Regions from separate parts of the Homo sapiens genome. Here region 2 is linked to region 1. Evidence: read pairs that join two places in POLR2A ChIA-PET (ENCODE). Cell type or tissue: PC-9. All regions are shown on one strand. Links, peaks and the distances in the headings refer to the core of each region. The heading gives the core; the rest is flanking DNA.

Region 1 (11,964 bases), core at 4,670-9,669:
TTAAGTATTAGGCATGGGAATGGAAGGAAAAGATCCTGGCATTATCAAATCTTTTGTAGAGAACTTTTTAAAACTCTGGATAGTTAAAATGAAAAACTTCAAAAGGATCCTGTCTTTGATTTATTTTTTCCTCTTCTAGGTTTGGTTTTATTATGACATCAGTCGTTTTGACCGGGCAGTCCAAGGAGTAGGATCATAACCTCTGGAGGGCTGTTTTTAGATGATGAGATTGTATAGTATAGATGGAAAATACTCTGTGTAACTTAGAAGAAATTGTTAATAATGTTGCTTTGAGTCTCGTTAATTTCATTGTGTGTGTGTTTGTGTGTGTGATGTGTATAAAACATGCATAGATCATGGTAGTGCTTCTAGCAATGCTCTACTCTTACGTACAGTCTTCCCTCTGTATCCATCCCTTAGTATCTGTGAGGGATTCGTTGCAGGAATCCCTGAGGATATAAAAATCCACAGATGCTCAAATCACTTATATAAAATGGTGTAGTATTTGCATAAAATAACCTAAGCATATTCTCCTATATAGTACTTCAAATTATCACTTACACCTAATACATTGTAAATGCTATGTAATAGTTGTGATACTGTATTATTTAAGGTAGTAATAACAAGGAAAAAAGTTTGTACGCATTCAGTACAGATGCAACTCTTTCCCTGAATATTTTTGATCTGTGGTTGGTTGAATCCACAGATGTGGAACCCACAGATATGGAGGGCCAGCTATATAATTTTCAATCTGTTCAGCCAACCTTAACCTAATCAACCACATGGGTATGTTAGGATGGCTAGATTAGGCTAGCCATTAGCAGTGGACCACACAGAAGAAAAACACACAGAATGTAGACTCTTTTGAGAATGCAGTAATGCTACCTACTGCCCAAATAATATCCTAGATTTTTTCTGAGATTGTGGGAAGCCAGGAAGAAGGTGGCAGAGACATCTGTGACCTCCTATGCCACATCTGACATGAAGTACTTTGACCTTTTCCCTTGACTTTTGTATAAAAAGGTATTAGAAAACTGCGAGGCTGGACATTTTATATGTTTTGAGTAATTTAATATAATTTTAAACATTTTAAAGTTGTCGAACCCTTTCTTCTTATATAATTTTACCCAGCAGCATCAAAAACAAATAGGAATCCTTAAGTGATTAGTGGGGCATGGCAGAAAGCCAGTTTTTTACCATGCTTTACATAGTTTTTAGTTTTTCAAAGTTATTGATGTATTCTTTAGCGTCTGCTTTATTACTAACATCTTTATACATGTTTCACTGAAAATTGAAAGGAAGTTTTTCATTTAATACCAAATTATTGACTTACTGTTATTTTCTTGGTTAATCCTTTTTAAACAATTTAAAATTTCTTTTTTCTAATTTTATTTTATTTTTTGAGACAGAGTCTCACTGTGTCGCCCAGGCTAGAGTGCTGTGGTGCGATCTCGGCTCACTGCAACCTCCATCTCCTGGGTTCAAGTGATTCTCGTGCTTCAGTCTCCCAAGTAGCTGGGATTACAAGCATGTGCCACCACACCATACCTGTCTAATTTTTGTATGTTTCATAGAGATGGGGTTTCGCCATGTTGGCCAGGCTGGTCTTGAACTCCTGACTTCAGGTGATCTGCCCATCTCAGCCCCTCAAAGTGCTGAGATTACAGGCATGAGCCACCTCGCCTGGCCCAATTTTAACATTTCCGAGTTTGTAATGTGTCTCACAGTATGTACATTTAATACAGTAATTTTCCCTCCTGAAAAGCTGGTATTAAACTGATAGGACATTTATAATCAGTGACTTCTTAGAGAAAACGTGACATTTTAAAATTCCTCTATGTGCTTTTTTTAAAAAAAATCTAATGTGTCATGGAATGGGTTTGCTTCCCAAATAAACATTTGTCCTTCATTTTTGCCTTGCATCTGTAATTGTTTTAAATTTGTATATTTTGATGTGTTGTTTGGCACATCCCAGCTTCATGACCGATAAGTCTTTTATCACAGTGCTTTTCAAATTATTTGTGGTGAAGAATCAGGTTTTTTTCCCAATACTTCTTTAAAATACATTAAAAATGAATTACTAGAAAAATGAAATGAAATGAGAATAACTTGACAAAATAGTAATATAACCTCCATTTTTAAAAATTATTTTATTTAACAGGTATAGAATTTCCCTCTCAGACTGCTGTAAGAGTTTCTAAATGCTAAGTTTCGAGCTTTGTTCTTGTCTTGTTGCATAGCTGTAGCAAACAGCTAGTTCATAGATGGCATTTGAGTAGCACTGTAGAGATCTTTTTAGCAATATAAAAAGACTAATTCATTTCTTAAAATCTTTTTGTCCTGTGTCAAAATTATTATTCCTATTTCCTTTCAGTTTGACTATTTCTGCGATATATTGTATAAATCGTTTTTCATCACTATTTTTAATCTTTTTATGTCAGTTCAGTTTTAAACCCATCTGAAGATTTTAAACAAAGTTTTTTTTTTTTTTTTTTTTTGGTTTTTGTTTTTGAGTCGGAATCTCGCTTTGTTGCCCAGGCTAGAGTGCTCGGGCGCGATCTCAGCTCACTGCAACCTCCGCCTCCCTGGTTCAAGCGATTCTCCTGCCTTAGCCTCCCGAGTAACTGAGATTACAGGCGCGTACCACCATGCCCAGCTAACTTTGAATTTTTAGAAGAGATGGGGTTTCACCATGTTGGTCTGGCTTGTCTCAAACTCCTGACCTCAAGTGATCCGCCTGCCTCAGCCTCCCAAAGTGCTGGGATTATAGGTGTGAGCCACTGCGCTCAGCCAACAAAATTTGCTATAATTGAGGTTTGATTTTGTTTTTCACTCTTGTAATTTTATATTTTTACAATAACTTGGCTGGGTGCTGTGGCTCATGCCTGTAATCACAGCACTTTGGGAGGCTGAGGCAGGTGGATCACCTGAGGTCAGAAGTTTGAGACCAGCCTAGCCAACATGGCAAAACCCCGTCTCTACTAAAAGTACAAAAATTAGCTGGGCGTGATGGTGCATGCCTGTAATCCTGGCTACTCAGGGGGCTGAGCCAGGAGAATCACTTGAACCCGGGAGGCAGAGGTTGCAGTGAGCTGAGATCGCACCATTGCACTCCAGCACAACAAGAGAGAAACTCCATCTCAAAAAAAAAAAAAAAACAAATAAAAATAACTTTATTTTACCCTTTCCTTTAGTGTGTGACTTTTGCAGCATAGACCGTTTTATGTGTTTTCCTTTTTTTTGAGATGGAGTCTTGCTCTGTCACCCAGGCTGGAGTGCAGTGGTGCGATCGTGGCTCACTGCAGCCTCCGTCTCCCAGGTTCAAGCAATTCTTCTGCCTCAGCCTCCCAAGTAGCTGGGACTATAGGCGCACGCTGCCATGTCCAGCTAGTTTTTTGTATTTTAGTAGAGATGGGGTTTCACCATGTTGCCCAGGCTGGTCTTGAACTCCTGAGCTCAGGAAGTCCACCTGTCTAGGCCTCCCAAAGTGCAAGGATTACAGGCGTGAGCAACCATGCCCGGCCCTGTTTTCCTTTTTGGAAAACATAGATAACAGAACTCATTTTTAAAAGTGTATGTACCAAAATGTAGTTTTTTAAATTGTTGTTTCTATTCATTTCTTTTTTCTTATCTCTTAAGAGTTCCATTTATATCTTAGACTGCATATAAGTCTGTCTTTTTATTTCTTCCTATATGTATGTTGTTGAGAACACACAGCATATACTTTTTACATTTTTTCTGTTTCTAAATATAAATTATCACAGATTCTTTTCTTTGGCATTTTTAAGAAGATGTTTTATCTATGCTGCTGAATGTTTGTTTAGGTCCCATTCCATACATACCTATCTATGAACAAGGGCTATTTTTCCAAGCCTAGTGTTTGCCAGTAGGTAGGGTATGGCAAGTTCACTTTAATCATATTTATTTTCTGCTTATAAAAAGATAGATTTGCCTTCCCTAGCATAAAGAACTAATGATCGTATACAACCCACTTAGATGAAAACATTCACTTAGTGTACCTCTACTGGATTGAGGTTTAAGGTTTTTTCCACTTTTCTCCTTGCACAGTTCGCTGGTATATGGGAACTAACATATTTATGGATAACCTGAAACAGTTTTTTTTTTTAAATTTTTGTTATTTATTTATTTATTTTACCAGAACATTGCATGCAAGCCTCCAGGTTGTAAAGGCCCTTAGGACTTTTAGTGATTTAATCAGTGATGGGAGCTAATTCATTTATTTAGATTTTGGATGCTTTTTAACATGCCAGGATGAAGACAGCTATGCTGCGTCAATTATGTTGATATTGGTTGTTTTTAGAGTAGATGAACAGAGGTATTACATGTCTTAGAAAATTTTTAGTAGGGGACTGGTTTCTGTTGGAGCAGACCGTGTCCCCAAGGTAGAGAAAAGAGTTACACAGTAAGTCCTTGCTTAATGTCCATGACAGGTTCTTGGAAATTGTGACTTTAAGTGAAATCACATATAATGAAACCGTTTTTTTCTCATTGTTATAATAAAATGAAGTTGAACAAAATGTCATTTGGAGATCTGCTACAAAGTTTTTCTTAAAGTTTAGGTTTCCAAGAACCTATCAACAAAGTTAAGTGAAAATTTACTGTATGTCTTAAATATTTTAGTGAAAAATTTAGAGAAGGATTATTCTGTATTTCATCAATTCTAAGAAGTATATTTTCCCTCCTTGTGCATCTCAGTAATTAGGATATGTCTTACAATCAGTAGTGCACCATATTTACTTAACAGCACTTTTCTTAGTACAAAAATTAATTATGTCATAATCACTAGCATCTTGGATTCAGTGAAATATATTAATAGTTGTTTAGCTTAGTGCCATTCTAAATTGAATCTCTTTATTTGTTGTAACATTAACCTTTCTTCTCTTCGGACAGTTTTGGCCTTGGCTTAACTTCCTAGCTTTGTTCACTTGGAAGCTTGATAAGGTAGAATATCAGTTGTATAACCGAGCACCATTGCTTATGGTAATAATGACTCATGATTACTGAATTGCATAAGGACCAGAGGAGGACTGTGAATGAATTGTAAATACTGGTACTTATACCGTTAACAGCTTTGGACTTCCCTGAGTGTGATAACTCTTGCAACTAAGCAAATCTGTTGCTGAAGCTCAGGAAGCTATGCCTATGAGACTGGAGATATTGGTTGCTATTTGGTACCTGTAAGCTAGAGTAGCTACTGCAAGGACCTTATGCTCTCATTCTCTTACACTTGATCTGCCACCTGAGAGGGCCAAAGATACTAGCCCCCGAATTGCAATGAGGACTCCTGCCTGACATGTTAAGTATAACCAGCCTGTTTGGGTTATGTGAGTCTCGGTGTCTAGTTAGGCCTAACGGGGTGTTGTACTTACATTCTGTGGCTTTATTTTGTTTTTAATATTTGCTGAGTGAATCTATATTTACTATTTATTCGTCATAAGAATTTTAAATTATAAATATGAGCACATCTCTACTAAGTAATGCCAAATTGTTTTCCAAAGTGATCATACCAATCTATACTCCCACCAGAAGTGTGAGTTTCTGATGTTCCACATCTTCACCAATATTTAGGATTGTCAGACTTAAGTTTTAAATTAGGAATTAATTTAAAACATCTCATTGTGGGTTTGTACATTTTTCATCACTAGTGAGAGATTGAGTTTTTCCATATGTTTATAGCCTACTCGTTCTATAAAATACTGAGAGATGTGTTGAAGTCTCCAACTTAATAGATTTGTCTATTTCTCTTTCCAGTTCTATCAGTTTTTTTTTCATGTATTTTGAAAGTTTGTTAGATCCATACATATTTAAGATCGGTGTGCCTTTCTGGCGGACAGCCTCTTTATCTCTGGTAATATTCCTTGTTCTGAAATCTTCTTTGCCTTGTATTAATATAACCACTTCAGCTTCCTTTTGATTAGTATTTACATGGTATATCATGTCAAAAACTGAAGTTTGCCATGAATTTCATACATATTAGCAATAGACATGAGATTTCCATCTCTCCATTGTATCACTTATTAATAAAGAGTAACTGGGGAGATGGTTGCAGACCAGATACTGAGAAGTAGGTTCAAAGGCAGCTACCTCAACAGAGACCCATGGAGAATTGTCTCCCAACATATTTTTTCTGTTTTTGTTTTTTGTTTTACTTTCACTTTCAACCTATCTGTATCTTTACACTTAATATGGGTTTCTTATAGTCAGCATATAGATGGGCTTACTTGTTTATCCAGTCTGATAATCTCTGTCTTTCATTTTGACATGTCTCTTTTATTTAGTGTGTTTAGATTGTTTATATTTATCAACATTGGTAATATGGTTGGATTAAAATCTACCACTATGGTATCTGGTTTATGTTAGTCTATCTGTTCTTTTTTTCTTTTGGATTACTTGGACTTTTTAAAAATTCCATTTCTCTCCGCGGTTTGCTTATTTATTTATACCTCTTTCTGAAATTTGTTTAGTGGTTGCCCTAGGGTTTGCCGTATATTTGTAATTAATCACAGTTTTCTTGATATAATAATACATAGCTTTATATGTAGTATTAGGACCTTATAGTTCTATACTCCCATTTCTCCTCTTCATCTTTTATGTTTTTGTTGTCATACACTTTACTTTTATATATATGCAATCAACATGCAATATATTACTACTCTAAGACTTTACAGTATATTGCTATAGATTTTATAGAACTGTTCATGTAGGTTATAATAAATTTATTTTTAAAAAGTCTTCAATAATTAGCCTTACCTTACTGTAACTTTTACTTTATTAACTTCTTAGTTTTTTAAACTTTTTTACTCTCTTACAATAACTTAGCTTAAAACAAATACATTGTACAGCTGTACAAAAGTATGTCCTCATTCTGTAAGCTTTTTTCTATTTAAAAATTTTTAATTTTTACTTTTAAAACTTTTGTTAAAAACTAAGACGCAAATACATTAGCCCTAGGCCCACAGAGAGTCAAGCTATAAATATCACTGTCTTCCACTTCCACATCTTGTCTGGAAGGTCTTCAGGGACAATTACACACATGGAACTGCCATCTCCTATGATAACAGTTCCTTCTTCTGTAATATCTCCTGAAGGACTTACCTGAGGCTGTTTTACAGTTAACTTTCCTTTTTATGTAAGTAGGAGTACATTCTAAAATAATGATAAAGTATATAATAAATACATAAGCTAGTAACTGTTACCATGATCAAGTATTATGTACTTAACATAATTGTATATGCTATACTTTTATACAACTGGCAGTGTAGGTTTCTTTACACCAGCTTCACCACAAACACGTGAGTAACTCATCGTACTACAATGTTAATACAACTAGGATGTCCCTAGGCGATAGGAATTTTTCAGCTTCATCGTAATCTTATGGGACCACCATTATATATGTGGTCCCTTGTCGATTAAATATCATTATGCAGTACATGACTGCATTTTTGCTTTAGAGACAGTTATCTTTTAGAACAATTGCAAATAAGAAAAATATGAAGTTTTGTATTTACTTTCATTTATACCGTTTATACTGTTGTTCATGTCTTTGTGTAGATCCAAGTTTTCTGTCTGGTATCATTCTGTCTACCTGAAGAACTTTTAACATTTCTTATAGGCCAAGTCTGCTAGTAATAAATTATCTTTGTTTCTCTCAAAAAGACTTTATTTTTCTAAAATATTCTTGCTGAATATAGAATTCTGGATTGCCTTTTTTTTCTTTCAGTACTTAAAAGATGTCACTCTACTGTTTGTTATATGGCTTTTACGTATATATTTTTATTTGAATTAAATTTTTTTTCTTTTTCCGCTTTTATTTTAGATTCCGGGTGTACCTGTGCAGGTTTATTACAAAGGTATATTGCATAATGCTGAGGTTTGAAGTACGACTGAACCCGTCACCTAGGAAGTGAGCATAGTACTCAATAGGTAGTTTTTCCATCCTTGCCTCCCTCTCCCATCTTGTATTCTCCAGTGTCTGTTTGTTCCCATCTTAATGTCCATATGTACTCATGGTTTGGCTGCCACTTGTAAGTGAGAACATGGGGTATTTGGTTTTCTGTTTCTCCATTAGTTTGCTTAGGATAATGGCCCCCAACTGCATCCGTGTTGTTGCAAAGGACATGATTTTGTTCTTTCTGTGGCTGTGTAGTGTTCCATGGTGTATATGTACCACATTTTCTTTATCTCATTTACTGTTGATGGACACCTGTGTTGATTCCATGTCTTTGCTGTTGTGAATAGTGCTGTGATGAACACATGGGTGCATGTGTCTTTTTGGTAGAATGATATATTTTTCTTTGGGTATATACCCAGTAATGGGATTGCTAGGTTAAATGGTAGTTCCATTTTGTGTTCTTTTAGAAATCTCCAAGCTGCTCTCCACAGTGGCTGAACTAAGTTACATTCCCACCAACAGCGTAAAGGTTTTCCCTTTTCTCCACAGCCCCACTGAGATCTGTTATTTATTGACTTTTTAACAAAAGCTATTCTGACTGGTATGAGATGGTATTTCAATTGTGATTTTGATTTGCATTTCTCTGATGATTAGTGATGAGCATTTTTTCAATTTTTTTTTGGCCATTTGTATGTCTTCTTTTGAGAAGTGTCTGTTCATGTCCTTTGCTTACATTTTAATGGGGTTATTTGTTTTTTACTTGTTGATTTAAGTTCCTTATAAATTCTGGATATTAGGCCTTTGTCAGATACATAGTTTCTGAATTTTTTCTCCCATTCTGTAGATTATCTGTTTACTCTGTTAATGGTTTCTCTTGCTGTATAGAAGCTCTTAGGTCCTACTTGTCAGTTTTTGGTTTTGTTGCAATTGTTTTTGAGGACTTAGCCATAAATTCTTCGACAGGGCTGTTGTCGAGAAAAGAATTTCCTAGGTTTTCTTCTAGGATTTTTGTAGTTTTAGGTCTTACAGTTATGTCTTTAATCCATCTTGAGTTAATTTTTGTATATGGTGATAGGTAAGAGTCCAGTTTCATTCTTCTGCATATGGCTAGCCAGTTATCCCAGCACCATGTATTGAATAGGGACTTTTTCCTCATTGCTTATTTTTGTCAACTTTGTTGAACATCAGATGGTTGTAGGTGTGTGGCTTTATTTCTGGGTTGTCTATTCTGTTTTATTGGTCCATGTATCTCTTTTTGTACCAGTACTGTGCTGTTTTGGTTACTGTAGCTTTGTAGTGTAGTTTGAAGTTGAGTAATGTGATGCCTCCAGGTTTTTTCTTTTTGCTTAGGATTGCTTTGGCTGTTTGGGCTGTTTTTTGGTTCCATATGAATTTTAGAGTAGTTTTTTCTGATTCTGTGAAAAATGATATTGGTAATTTGATAGGAATAATGCTGAATCTGCAAATTACTTTGGGCAGTATGGTCATTTTAATGATACTGATTCTTCCAATCCATGAGCATGAAATATGTTTTCATTTGTGTGTGTCATTTCTGATTCTTTAAGCAGTGTTTTGTAGTTCTCCTTGTAGAGATCTTTCACTACTTTCATTAGATGTATTCCTAGGTATTTTCTTGTTTTTGTGGCTCTTGTAAATGGAATTGTGTTCTTGATTTGGCTCTTAGCCTGAAGGTTATTGTTACGTAGAAATGCTACTGATTTTTGTACATTGATTTTTGTATCCTAAAACTTGACTGAAGTTGTTTATCAGTTCAAGGAGCCTTTTGGTGGAGTCTTCGGAGTTTTCTGGTATAGAATCATACCATTAGCAAAGAAAGATAGTTTGACTTCTTCTTTTCCTATCTGGATACCTTTTATTTCTTTTTCTTGCCTGATTACTCTAGCTAGGACTTCCATTACTATGTTGAGTAAGAGTGGTGAAAGTGAGCATCATTGTCTTCTTCCATTTCTCAAGGAGAATGTTTCTAGGCTTTGCCCATCCAGTATGATGTTGGCTGTGGGTGTGTCATAAATGGCTCTTAGATATATTCCTTTGATACCTAGTTTATTGAGGGGTTTTATCATGAAGGGATGTTGGATTTTATCAAAAGCTTTTTCTGCATCTATTGAGATGGTCATATCGTGTTTCTTTTTAATTCTGTTTATGTGGTGAATCACAGTGATTGATTTGCATATGTTGAACCAACCTTGCATCCCAGGAATAAAGTCTACTTGATTATGGTGAATTAGGTTTTAGATGTGCTGATGGATTTGGTTTGCTGGTATTTTGTTGAGATTTTTTGCATCTATTACATATTTTTGTCATTTGTCTTTGATTCTTTGCATATAATGTCCTTTGTTCATTTAATTTATTTTTCTTTTGGCCGTCTTTAAGAGTTTCTCTATCTTTAGATATGATTTATCTTTATTTTGAATGTGATGTGTCTGTTTTCTTTTGTTGGTTTGTTTGGTCTTCTCTGAGTTTTTTGGTTCTCTGGTTTAGCATCTTTTACTTAATTTGGAAAATTCTTAGCCATTGTCTCTTCATGTATTTCATTTGACCTGTTCTGTCTTCTCTTTCTGTGATTTCAATTGCAGGTATATGGGCCATTTAATAATTGTCTAATTGCTCTTGTATGCTTTGTTCTGCTTTCATTTTTGTTTTTTTAATACTTGTTTTTTTTCTAACATGATGAGATTTTTCAGGGAGATTACCTTGATGATAATGGTTATTGTTGCTGTTCCTGAAGCATCAATTATTTCAAAAGATGAAGCTATATTTTAGAGACATAGGCTTCTTGGCATATTTGAGATCCTTCAGATTATTAGTAAAATATAAGTTTATGATAATCTTTTTCCCAACTAAAAACAATCTGCTTAGATTTAGGGACCATGAGATATAGCCTGGGGTTGTGGCTATTGTTGTGATGATAAAATGTAATGTAATAACCCTAATGACTTATGAACTAAGCTATGTTTTTAGTTTTCTGTATCAAAATATTTTCTTATTTTTCTGTTAGATCACTTGAATGTCATTTGATTGTCTTCGGAATTATGCTCGTTATTATACTGTTATATATTTAATTTGGAATAAAGAGTATTACCTATTATCAAGTAGCTAGACCTAGATGTTTTTATTTTTCTCTCCTATAACTATGTAGAATTAAATAGACTTGAGGTACAGTACAATTAAGGAATTAACAATAATTTTTTTTTCTGGAGTGTGTTAATTTGCATTTATGTTAAGAAAGTGGTTTGAAAGTATAAATGGGATGCCTTTTAAAGAAGGATTTTTGTAATGCATAAAATATTTAAGACCGCTAAAAGGTAATAAACTGAATTAGTGTAAATAAAACAAATTTAAACTTAGAAATATCAAAGTGTGGAGATTTTTTTGAGTAGATTCAGACTTTTTGAACTACTAAAAGTGATGAATGAGAGTTATTCTGGTTTCTTCTTAAAATTATGTGGTAGTCAAGTGAAAAGGAATATTACCTGCAAAGGGAAGCAAGATACGCTTCTATTAAATTTACATCAATTCAGGTGTGTCAGATTTACCAGAGATTCTTTGGATATGTCTGATTCCAGTGTCTAAAAGTTTAATCATAGAAAACCTTATATTTGAAATCTGAAGTTTAATATTGTGGAATGAGTATTAGTATCTGAGAAAAGATTGTTTTGGGGGAACTAGTTATATGCATTTTTAAATGTGATCTCTGCTTTACCTAATAGGATTCATAGTCTTGATACATTATACTCTACAGAGAGGAAAGTGTTTTGTTTGACCCATGTTTCAGTAGCTGGCAGATTTTGAGATAGGGACATCTCCAAGTTGATATTGGAGAACAGCCACAAGAAAAGACAAGGAGCCAAATCCGTGAAGCATTTGCTTTTTTGGCAGAAAGCCTCAGTATTTATATACAGATTTCTTCTTAAAAATTGAAGTAAACTGGATTATGGACAGTTTCTTGTTTAGTGTGTTAAATTCCCACTACATCCCCAGCACATACTTGAGAACAGAGGGTCAAGCTTCTGTTGACAACTGTTAACTCT
Region 2 (11,964 bases), core at 2,336-7,335, 360 kb before region 1:
AGACCGGTGAGATAGGTTGAGCAGGTATTTTTCCCACACATCAGGTGAGAAATCAGAGGCCCGGGGAGAGTACTACTTGTTCAAGACCACCCTGCTGATGAGTGACACAGTTGAGGATAGAATCTGATTCTCCTCTATGAGAGGATGATGGTGAGTTAAGACTGTTTTGAAAATCTGACTTCAGGCTCTGGAATCTCGCCTGCCTCTATGTAAATGTAAAAAATAGGATTTCATGTTTTCTAACAGTTTTCCATTTAGTAGCTCATTTCGTAAAGCATGTTCTGAAGCACATTGGTCCCAGGAGATGTGTGGAAAATGGATTCTGTGGCCAGATAAGCTGGGAAGAGCTGCTTGTTATATCCCCCTCTTGGGGATTCCCTGTGCACATTAACATTTAAAGGCTCTGAGAAGTCCTACTGCAAAGACTGTTTAATGTGTTGTTTTTTTAATTGTGGTAAAACACATGCCACTAAAATTTACCATATTAACCATTTTAAAGTGTACAATTCAGTTGTGTTAAGTGTATTCACATTGCTGTGCAACCAGTCATGACTACATCTTGGAAAACTTAAAATCCATACCTCTTAAACAACAACTCCGGATTCTGCCATTCCCCTAGCCCCTGGCAACCACCGTTCTACTTTTTGTCTGTATAAATTCGACTCCTCTAGGTACCTCATGTAAGTGGATCATATAGAATGTGTCCTACAACTGGCTGATTTCATTTAGCATAATGTCCTCCAGGTTAATCTATGTTGTAGCGTGTGTCAAAATTTCCTTCCTTTTTAAGGCTGAATAATATTCCATTGTATGTATAGACCATATTTTGTTTGCATTCATCCATCAGTGGACACTTGGGTTGCTTCTGCCTTTTGGCTATTGTGAATAGTGTTGCTATGAACATGGACGTACAAATATCTTTTGGAGACCCCGTTTTCAATTTTTCAACTAGATACCCAGAAGTAGAATTGCTGGATCCTATGGTAATTTTATTTTTAATTTTTTAAGGAACTACTGTTGTTTAACATATTTTTATACTCAGTTCATAAACTTGTTTGATCACAAAGTTCTTTTTCCACATCACACCTTTGGGTATCCCACAGAGCATGGGTTTTTCAGAAAACACTTTGGGGAATCCTGAGCTCAGTAAGCAATTTCTGCTTGCTCCAAGGGGCCAGAAACCTCAGGATGCTGGCTGGGGAATTTGGCCATTAAGTTTCCAGCCCAAGGACAAGGTCAGCAGTGCAGTCCCAGGAGCTGCAGAAGAGGAGGAAGTTCTCAGGGTACACAGTCAACTGTAACCAGGGTTCCTCCGCTACTCTAGAACAACACTGTCAACTTGACACGGAGTGAAGCGGCCATTGTGGTGCTGAGGTTGTTTTGGACTGCACTGGTTGGACAGCATCTTTACTGGCCAAGAGAGTAAGGAGGGCAAGCCTGCCTGCCTCTGTGCAGTTAGGGGCCTGGGGAAAGCTTTATGATGAGAAGTGTCAGATTTCAGAATCCACCGTTTCCCCCATCTCCCCCAAGAAGAAAGAGTACCCTTAGTCAAAATCTAAATGGGCTCCTCAGCAGGGCTTGTTGTGTTGACTCAATCTAATTGGTCTTTAATGTGGTTCTTAAATAGCTGAGGAATAATTGTGAACACTGTAATTGTGTGGGTGGGTAAAACTTTCAACCAAGTTGATGGAAAGGGTATGTGGGGGCATGGGCAGTAAACTGAGGAAAGAAAAATAATTCTTTTTACCCCCAAAAAGCTGTCGTATACCCCCAGTGTCACTGTGGTCAGCTTTTCTCCAGGACCAGCTCAGGAAGCCTGAGCCGCTGGTGACCCAAAAGGGGGCATTACATGATTGAACACCTCAAATCCCCAGTGTTGTTCCTCTACACACTGGCTTAAAGATGGGCATGAGCCGGAATGGTTTTAGGGACATCTAGAAGAAAGTAAACTGGGAGGTTCCTGTAGCTGTTGCAGCTTGGTGTTAAGGATGAGAAAAACTATGGAGAGGACATAGAGCCCCAAAGAGTCTTTGAACCAGCCTGCAATAAGACCATAGAACACTCAGCTTCTTAATTTACTTGACTGAGAACAGATAATGATACCTCACATTGTGGGATGAGAATTTCATAAGCTCTCTGAGATCCTTAGATGAAAGCTGCTACTGATCCATAGACTATTATTATTATGAGACTTTACTTTTCTGTAAATAAATGTTACAGCTTCTTCTCTCTGACTCTCTTGCTCTAAATGAGGTGAGATTCAGCCTCTCTCGTTGGCCGACTCTTGCCCTGTCTCCAGGACCACAGTTCTGCGTGGAAGCACTGAGATGAGCTGGAAAGAGCTCTGATAAGGGCTCAGGAAATTCTGTGCAAAATTTCAGACAAGCAGCTTCCCCTCACAGCGCCTCAATTTTCTCATCTCTAAAGGTCCCTTTCTAAGGTCCCTTCCAGCTCTGTAGGTTTGTGATTTTATCAAAGAAACAGAACAAAAAGTCAGCTTCTAATTACAAATGTTTATTGGGTCCCTGGTATGAGCTAGGCACTGTTTTCGGTACATGGCCTAAATCGGTGAACAAGGTCACTTATTTTAGCTGGGAGAAAAGAGATGAGACAGTAAGCAGTAAATATTAATACATGAGTAAATTCTGTCATTGTTAGAAGGGGATATGTCCTATGCAAAACTAAAATAATGTGGTAAGGAGAATTGGAAATGCAAGCAAGAGTGCAATTTTAAAAATGTAACAAAGAGGAACTTTTCCATTATGAGTTACTAGAAGATCAAGTATGTCATTAAGGGAGTGGGGGCTATAAATCTCTCCTTTGGAGATTTTTTAGGAAGCGAAATTAGTCATGTTTTTGGATTCAGGCATATTCTTGTTTGAATGTAGAAGGGATAAACAGATTACCCTTTTGAAGGCTTTCTTTTTAAATGATTTAATGGTATGTGCAGGGGTAGCTCCAGAATTCATGTGTGTGCATAAATACACATACATACACATATACACATATATAGAAGTGCACACACGCGTACTTCTTAAGGAACAGTAAAAGCCAGAGTTGGGAGGCCCAGATGCTAACATACCTCCACACCAGCTCTGAAAAGGCCAACTAGTGTGCCATAATGCTGTAGCTCTCCCACCCTGCCATTTCACAAGGGAAAAAACTGAAACACCGAAATGCTAGCAACTCACAGAAATCCCAGTGAATCAGGGATGGGTAATGGAACCTGACAGTCCTCTGGCGTCTTCACTCCTCCCTGTATTCCTTTTTCAATGAGATTGGCAGCTCAGTTGTTTTCCCTTCGCCTTTTCTCTTGCTTGTCTACTGCTTCTACTCCCATGGTTGTATACTTAAATAGTAATGAAATTATAGAATACTCGCCCTAACTCTTAATGTATCCAGACCCACCCAATCCAGTGTCAGAATGATATGAGTCAAAGAAATACAATCTAGTGACAGTAATTTCAGAATAGCACATCTTGACTTGTCTTTCTCAATACCATAGAGGGATATAGAATTACAGCAATATTTCTTTAAGTCCCTCTTTTTCCCTCCAGCTTTCCTCACACGTTACAGCCCTTACAAATGAGCCCCCAAGCCTTTCCTAACTGTGGCCCACCTGCTCTCCCACCTTTCCTCCTGATTCTGCATCACAGAACTCCCCCAAACAGGTCAGGGCAAAGGGAAGAACCAGGAAGGCAAAGCCAGAGTGCACATGAGCAGCTGGGAAGAGTAAGCCTGGGAATATGTGTTACTAACTTCCATTCCCTCACACGACCATGTGTGTCTGCACTGCACTAGGCATTCTTCTATCTTACCTTATATAATTTAATGCTCACAGAAATCCTGTGTGGTAGGTATTGAGATCTTCATTTTACTGATGAGAAAACCACAGTCAGAGAAGCTTAGTAACTTGCCTGGTATCCTGTGATAGAGAAAATGCTAGGATTTGAGCCCAGGTCTGTATAGTTATCAAAACTGTGCTCTGTCTCCTATGTTGCTACCCTCTATAGAGTATAAATCCCAGAAGCTCTATGTTATTTCAGTTGCCAAATTAATAAAACTCGCTGTCTGGTGTTTATATTAAGGCAATTAAATTGGTTTTCAGCTAAGATCTTGAAAGTACAGTAGCTACATGGAAAAGAGGGTGCCTCCCACAAAGGGCTTGTGCACTGGAATGTTTGTCTTGTTCGGGACCATGGAGAGCTGTCCAGGCCTCCCTGCCCGCAGTCCAAAAAGATCCCAGCAAGGCCTGTGGACCACCATTCCTACGCATCAGAGGCAATGGCTTTCTGACTCTGTCAGTCTTCTAGCAGGTTTTACAACCAGTGGAGTGCTCATGTTAGGCCTGACCATCTGAGGCAATGCCTGCAATGCTCAGAGATGGGAGCTCAGAGGAGTTTTCAGAAGTAATGAAAACTTTAAACAATTCCTTAATCACCAGAATAAAATAAAGATTCTTTTTGACAAATGCATTGGTTCAGTTTATGAATTTGTGAACTTGATTCAGATAACCTTAGGAGTAAAAGTGTGCAAGACCTCATTTTGTGGCTACCTGGTAACACTTTGGCTGAAAGCTAGTGTTCATTTGAATAGTGAGTAGTGGAGGGGACAGGGTCTGAAAATGAAAGAAGGCATAAGAGACCTGAGAAGAAAAATAGCTAAACCCAAACCTAAGCAAATAAAAAGTGAAATTCAGAGTAATGACTGGGGGAGAGTAAAGCAAAATAGATGAGACAGAGTGAGCACAGAAAGATAAGTTAGAGGAGAACTATATGTGACCTGAAAACGAAGAATGCAAGAGAGAAAAATGTACTATAGATAGACAAAGGTACAGAGTCATGGGCAACAACATCATCTGATGTTAACAAGATGCAGTGTAGATTTCTCTCATCCATGATGGTGTCAAGGCTTTCTCCTAAATTTCAGGAGAAAGTTAAGTCTAGTATACAGGGAGCTTTTGCATGAGTTCTTTTTCCACATGCCTGAGAATGTATTAGTTACCTTGGGAGGAAAATCATTTCAAAGTAGAGGCACTAATATTTACCATCATCCACGTTGCCCCTTAATAGACTATGAAGAGACCAGAGCAGAGTGAAATGAGCTTAGGATAGATTCTGTGGCAGTGGCCCACCCAGTGATGTTATCACAAGTGAGTCATTACCAAATGCATTCTTCACATCTTGCAAAAGATGTTTTTCAACTTTCCAAAGTTTGCAGTGGGGATTTTTTAAAGACCATGTGCTCACAGAAGAGCAGTTGAAACTTTTCCTTTGTAGAGTTGCTATGCTTTTTAAGCTATTTGCCCAGTTTGAAATGTTATTTGACTTCTGAGTATTCTATATCCACAGCTGATGACTTTATGTACTCCTTGCTTTCAGTTCCTGAGGCATAATGTATGCCGAACTGATTAAAAATAGCATTCTAATGAAATGGTTGGGTGTGTTGTTACAATATACGTCAGCTACAAATGGGAACTTCTTTCCTCAGGAAATTTGATAAACTGAAAGTCAATGTGAGTGTTTATATATATTCTGTGAGAATGTTTTGTCCTTCCTCATGGCTTCCTTTTCAAAATGACCAGTTAATTTGGGCTTCCCACCCAGACACATATTTTAACACTTGTAATAGTTAGCTGAGATCTGTTATGTTAGCATGATACAAGAGCTTGGATTAAATGTTTATTAGCAGAGCCTGCGAGTGTGTAGAATCTTAAAGGAAAGCAGAGAGAGTCCTTTTTAGTTCAAATATTGGATATTTTAAAAGTAAGAGGGGATGATTTTTATCCCTTAGATCTTGGCCCTCAGCAACATGTGAAAAGCTTCCATTCTTTATAAAAGGGGGAAAAAAGTATAAAATTTTTTGCCTGACATTTTCTCCTCAATGCCAAGCTTACAGAAAGCCGTAACGCTTGAGGTGGCCCCCATATTTTGTCTAGTCCAGTGTTTTCTAAAAATTTGAGCCGGTGTTTAGAAGTCAGGATATTTCACATTTTTTTAAATGCAGATTTATGGCTTTTCTTTAAAAATAGGATGATCTAGCAGCACAAGGCCAACATGGCCTCTCAGCAGCCACGGCTGGGGCTGGAGCTGTGTAGTGACCACCTCTGTAGGTGGTTTCTGGGTCCTCCGTTCGGTTCCCTGTGGGTCCCCACACCTGTAGCCTATGGCCACAAGTGTTGGTTGCCATTCATAATCACTGTTAGTCACTGCAAATGCACTGTAGATTTTTGTAAAATTGACAAGAATTTTTCTGTACCCATCTGGTAACGTGAAAGACACAGAGGGACATAATCTCACTTGCTCCCAGCTCACCTCACTTGTGTGTTAGCCGCCCTGTGGCATGTGATGTGCACCTACTGCTCATCCCCTTACACCCCGTTTTTACCCTGCTGCAGTTGTATTTCCACTGCTGCTGTTCCACTGTAGCAGCCATGTGGAAATTAGAGCTTTCTCTTGTGTGACAAGCCCTTTCTTGGGTCCTCATGCTCCTCTGCCTCTTTGACAGTCAATGATGGTGTGGTTGACATGCATTCCCTCTCAACATTGTCCTCCCCTCGCCTCTCTGACTCTACTCTCTCTTGCATTTCCTTCTACTTCTCACTCATCTCTCTCAGTCTGCTTTGCAGCCTCTACCTCTACTGTTTATTTCTTTCTTTTTTTATTTTTTAAATTTATTATTTATTTTTTAGATTATTGTCTCTGTCTTTATTTTTTAAATTTTATATATATATATAATACTTTAAGTTCTAGGGTACATGTGCACAACGTGCAGGTTTGTTACATATGTATACATGTGCCATGTTGGTTTGCTGCACCCATTAACTCATCATTTACATTAGGTATATCTCCTAATGCTTTCCCTCCCCGCTCCCCCCACCCCACAACAGGCCCAGGTGTGTGATGTTCCCTGCCCTGTGTCCAAGTGTTCTCATTGTTCAATTCCCACCTATAAGTGAGAACATGCGGTGTTTGGTTTTTTGTCCTTGTGATAGTTTGCTGAGAATGATGGTTTCCAGCTTCATCCATGTCCCTACAAAGGACATGAACTCATCCTTTTTTATGGCTGCATAGTATTCCATGGTGTATATGTGCCACATTTTCTTCATCCAATCTATCATTGATGGACATTTGGGTTGGTTCCAACTCTTTACTATTGTGAATAGTGCCACAATAAACATACATGTGCATGTGTCTTTATAGCAGCATGATTTATAATCCTTTGAGTATATACCCAGTAATGGGATGGCTGGGTCAAATGGTATTTCTAGTTCTAGATCCTTGAGGAATCACCACAGTGTCTTCCACAATGGTTAAACTAGTTTACAGTCCCACCAACAGTGTAAAAGTGTTCCTATTTCTCCACATTCTCTCCAGCACCTGTTCTTTCCTGATTTTTTAATGATCACCATTCTGACTGGTGTGAGATGGTATCTCATTGTGGTTTTGATTTGCATTTCTCTGATGGCCAGTGATGATGATCATTTTTTCATGTGTCTGTTGGCTGCAGAAATGTCTTCTTTTGAGAAGTGTCTGTTCATATCCTTCGCCCACTTGTTGATGGGGTTTTTTTTTCTTGTAAATTTGTTTGAGTTCTTTGTAGATTCTGGATATTAGCCCTTTTTCAGATGAGTAGATTGCAAAAATTTTCTCCCATTCTGTAGGTTGCCCGTTCACTCTGATGGTAGTTTCTTTTGCTGTGCAGAAGCTCTTTAGTTTAATTAGATCCCATTTGTCAATTTTGGCTTTTGTTGCCATGGCTTTTGGTGTTTTAGACATGAAGTCATTACCCATGCCTGTATCCTGAATGGTATTGCCTAGGTTTTCTTCTAGGGTTTTTATGGTTTTAGGTCTAACATGTAAGTCTTTAATCCATCTTGAATTAATTTTTGTATAAGGTGTAAGGAAAGGATCCAGTTTCAGCTCTCTACATATGGCTAGCCAGTTTTCCCAGCACCATTTATTAAATAGGGAATCCTTTCCCAATTTCTTGTTTTTGTCAGGTTTGTCAAAGATCAGATGGTTGTAGATGTGTGGTATTATTTCTGAGGGCTCTGTTGTGTTCCATTGGTCTATATCTCTGTTTTGGTACCAGTACCATGCTGTTTTGGTTACTGTAGCCTTGTAGTATAGTTTGAAGTCAGGTAGTGTGATGCCTCCAGCTTTGTTCTTTTGGCTTAGGATTGACTTGGCAATGCGGGCTCTTTTTTGGTTCCATATGAACTTTAAAGTAGTTTTTTCCAATTCTGTGAAGATAACTATGATCCCTTTATCAAGTATTACATGAACTTTCAGGTTATGTTTTTAAAATTCAGACAGTACAGAGGTATGTAAAGTCTTTTTTAAAAAAAATTATCCTCCTTCCCACTCTGCTTCTCAGAGTTAATTAGTCATGGTTAACCCCTGGATAGTTGTCTTTTCCTGACCCTTTTCCATGTAACCTAGTTGTTTGTTGTTGTTTAACATAAATAGGATCGTTTTATAGCTACTGCTACTGACCCTGGTCTGCATAAATAGATGTCTACCTTACCTGTTTTATGATCTACCAGCTACTTAAATGTTGGTATTTCCCAGCATAGCATTTTGAATAATTCCAGTGCTTATATCATTTTTTTTTATAATTATGCATCTGTTTTTCCTAAGACTCTGAGCTGGTAATAATAGTGTCTTTTCATGTTCCCTTGTCTATACGTACCTGTAAATTCAGTGAGTGAATGAATGAATGTTGGCATTTTTGCACATTCAGTTAGATCATCCTAATTTATATTATGCAGAGAATACTAAATTATATCATAATTTAAATTCAAACGTAAATATCCTAAGCGCTGTAGTAAACATATTAGTATAATTTTTATAAGGTACAGTTAATCTATTTCTCAGGTTATTTCCTAATAGTAATATATTAATTTTGCTTTTGTCATTAAGATCACCATACTATTCAAAAGAGAATTCTGCACACCATTTATTTTGGTTAGGAGAAATATTGGCTAGTTGTTTCTGTTTTGTATATTTTGAATGGGTGTGTATTTTGGCATCTCACTAAGACAGTATTTTGTATGCAATTCATTCTTCATAAAAATATCATTTATCTTTAAAGGGAATATAAATGCATAATGGTTATATAAAGAGAATTGCCTTAACACAGCATCTCTTCATTAGGAAAATAGTTGAGGTTTATGAAGTGAGCCTTGTCAGATACAATTTGAGCTGTCTTGCTAAGGGTTCCCATTCAGTATCATGGACTGTTCACAGCCCTGATTTAAGGAGAAACCAATGAAAACATCTATCATCTGATAGCCATAGGATGTCATCCAAACTTGTGTCATGGTCCTGTAATGTTCCCGGGTTTGTGGAGTGAAGAAAATAACACTTGGGTATTTGGAATTTATTCTTAAGCTGTTTTTGTCAGGGATGGATGAGTTTCTCATTCTTGAGTTGAAATGAAACTTTTAAATATTCTTAATAACTGTCTTATCGCCAGACCCTCTGCATGAGACACCAAGGGTGAGTGTTTGAGAATAATATTTTTTAAATTTATTTGGGTATTTTTTTTAAAGTGGGGGAGATGAGACTAATTTATGAACAGTAATGAGCTGAAGTCAGTTGGTCACTAACAGTCCATATCAAGCCATGATCCCTGCCTGCACAAATTTGAAAAACATGTAAACAAACACAAAGTAAGTAGTAAAGAAACAGGAAAGTAGAAACTACACAAAGACCTTTACAGTCTATGCGTCTGTAAAACTAATTAAAAATCTGCCTAAGGGGTTAATGGAGTGGCTGAAACTCAATTTAATATGGGTCATGGTCTCGGGGAAGGCAGTTCAAGTACTATGTTTTAAAGACAGGTTCAGAGAGGAAAGAATATTCTATTTCAGGGACTGTCGTAAAACAATAATCCAAGATTTAGTTGGAGACTTAAAGTGAGTTCATATTATGGAAGGATTTAAATGTTGGAATAAGAATTTGAATGACTTCAGCAAGGAACAGAAAAGGAATAAAATGATTCTGCCCGTACTGATACCTTGTATTTGTAGATGTACTGTAGTTTACAGACTCCTTTTGGGAATGTTGTTTTATTTTATCTGCACTAAATCTTAATGAAAATCACAAGGCTTTTTGAAGACTGAATCTCCAGGATTGCTGATGGCAAGCTGCATCTGGATGTAGGGGATTAAGGGGAGAGAAGAGAAGGAGACAACTCACTCTGGGTTTCTGTGCACCCAACCAAAATAGGGAATGGAAAGAGGCAGTTTGGGTGAGAAAAGATGATCAAACCTAGCCAAGACTAGTGAGGAGAGCTGCTGACAGTGTTAAATGTCAGGTCCTGGGGGATGAGAACAGTGAAGTTTAGAGGTTGCTGGTGAACTTTGCAAGAACACGTTTTGCAGCTTGGTGAGCTTGAGAGCCACCAAGTCTGAATGGGGTGAAGCATAGCCGGATGGTCCAAGAGACACATAGTTAGGCAATGGAGGAAGCTGATGGACTCAAGAGGAGAAGTAACCAAAAGAGAAATGTGAGGGTCAAATGATGCTTGTAAATCAAGGAGCTGCTACGATGTTACAATTTAGAGAAGCAGCAGCATGACAGCATGAGATCATGTTCTGTGTTGTTTATTTGCAGTTTGTTGAATTTTACATCCCTCAGGAAATAGCTGTGGCTCAAAGGCAGACAGCTTTGGGTAGAAGCACATGACAGCAGCATCGGAGAAAGCTAGTCAGCAGTGGCAGCAGCAAGGCAACAGACCAGGTACTCATTACCATGGAGGGAGCTGGGCCCCTGGGATGGGCTGTGGGCGTTGAACAGCACAGTCCACCAGGCTGGCCAAGCATCTTGCAAATTAGTGGTACCAACATCAAACACGTGTGATCATTACCACTGAAAACATAACTCAGAGCTCATGCCCATAGGGTTGTCTTCATATATATGCCTTTTTTTAAAAAGAGTATTTACATTAAGTCCATAATCAGCTTGATCAGATCAAGCCAGCCACCCTCATACCTGAGGTATTTATAAATGCTTTGTGTGTTGGGTGTGTGCTGCTGCTGTGCTCAGCGCCCACCTGGATTGATATTGCACCCAGGAATTGCATGAAGGGAAGTGGTAGATGTGTATGTTTTCTCCCAGTGGTCCCTCTTCGTTTCTCTCAGCCTTTCACCTTGCCATTTCTGTGCAGGATTATTTGGGGGTAAATACTGCAAGACCAAAATATATAGCTTATTCTTAGCGTGGTGAACCCTTGCATTGGCATGGCATGAGATAACTGTCAGCAGATTTCTGGAATTCACATAAATGGCATCCAAAGGAAGAGGCTGTCAGTCATCAGGTCATCTGTGTGCTCTTTGCCATTCTCACAGTTGGCTGATTCTTCAGGGCACATGTGCATAGATGGAGCATTTGTTGGCCCTGACTCTTGCTTTCAGAGGCTGACCAGAATCACAGCCAGGCACTGTTGTAACCAGACAGTGCCCCAGTGGAGGAATCACGCTGCTCTTGTTGGAATCCAAAGAGAGACACTTTGTCATTTGTTTATTAGGGATACTTATATTTTATCCTGGATTGAAAACAATAATTACCAGAAACCATTTGTTATTGACACAAGCTGTCTACTTTTAAACTCAATCCAGCATTTAAGGAAAGCAATGTATCTTCGCCAAATAACTTGAGGTCTTTGTGTGAGGAGCCGACAGATGGAGTCCATTGATGATGAATGCACTTGGATGCACACAGAGTCCAGGAGAGCATCCTTGGGCCATGAGGGTTTGCCAGAAAGTTAACAAGGCTGGGTTCAGAAGGGCTGTGGACAGAGAAAGTCAAACCAGTGAAATAGCATGCATGGAGATTCTTTTTTCAGTGGGATAGCTACGAGGGCATTTATTGCACCTGCTTTAAAACGGATACACCATGTATTCGTTTAGTTTTGGCCATATTATAGGAGTAACTTACAGAAAAGAGGACTTTTAGT

The links. ChIA-PET counts read pairs that join two places held together with the same protein. Peaks named below come from ENCODE experiments on the same cell type or tissue, not always from the same donor. Only the 100,000 strongest peaks of a DNase experiment are listed, where the experiment ranks them.
Region 2: POLR2A ChIA-PET joins it to region 1 with 7 read pairs; 1 of 35 experiments calls an interaction of 5 or more read pairs at or near these places.

Annotation. Positions count from the first base shown.
Region 1 is chr6:111,456,280-111,468,243 of GRCh38, reverse strand. The region is part of intron 1 of REV3L (REV3 like, DNA directed polymerase zeta catalytic subunit); the gene reads left to right. Among named protein-coding and RNA genes, the nearest start is that of REV3L, 21 kb to the left of the region's middle. In PC-9, for the core only: no CTCF peak of the experiment used is centred there; no DNase peak of the experiment used is centred there; H3K4me3 peaks cover 544 bases.
Region 2 is chr6:111,817,399-111,829,362 of GRCh38, reverse strand. All of the region lies in intron 2 of FYN (FYN proto-oncogene, Src family tyrosine kinase), which reads left to right. Among named protein-coding and RNA genes, the nearest start is that of FYN, 50 kb to the left of the region's middle. In PC-9, for the core only: no CTCF peak of the experiment used is centred there; a DNase peak (open chromatin) is centred at 5,202; H3K4me3 peaks cover 701 bases; H3K27ac peaks cover 1,997 bases.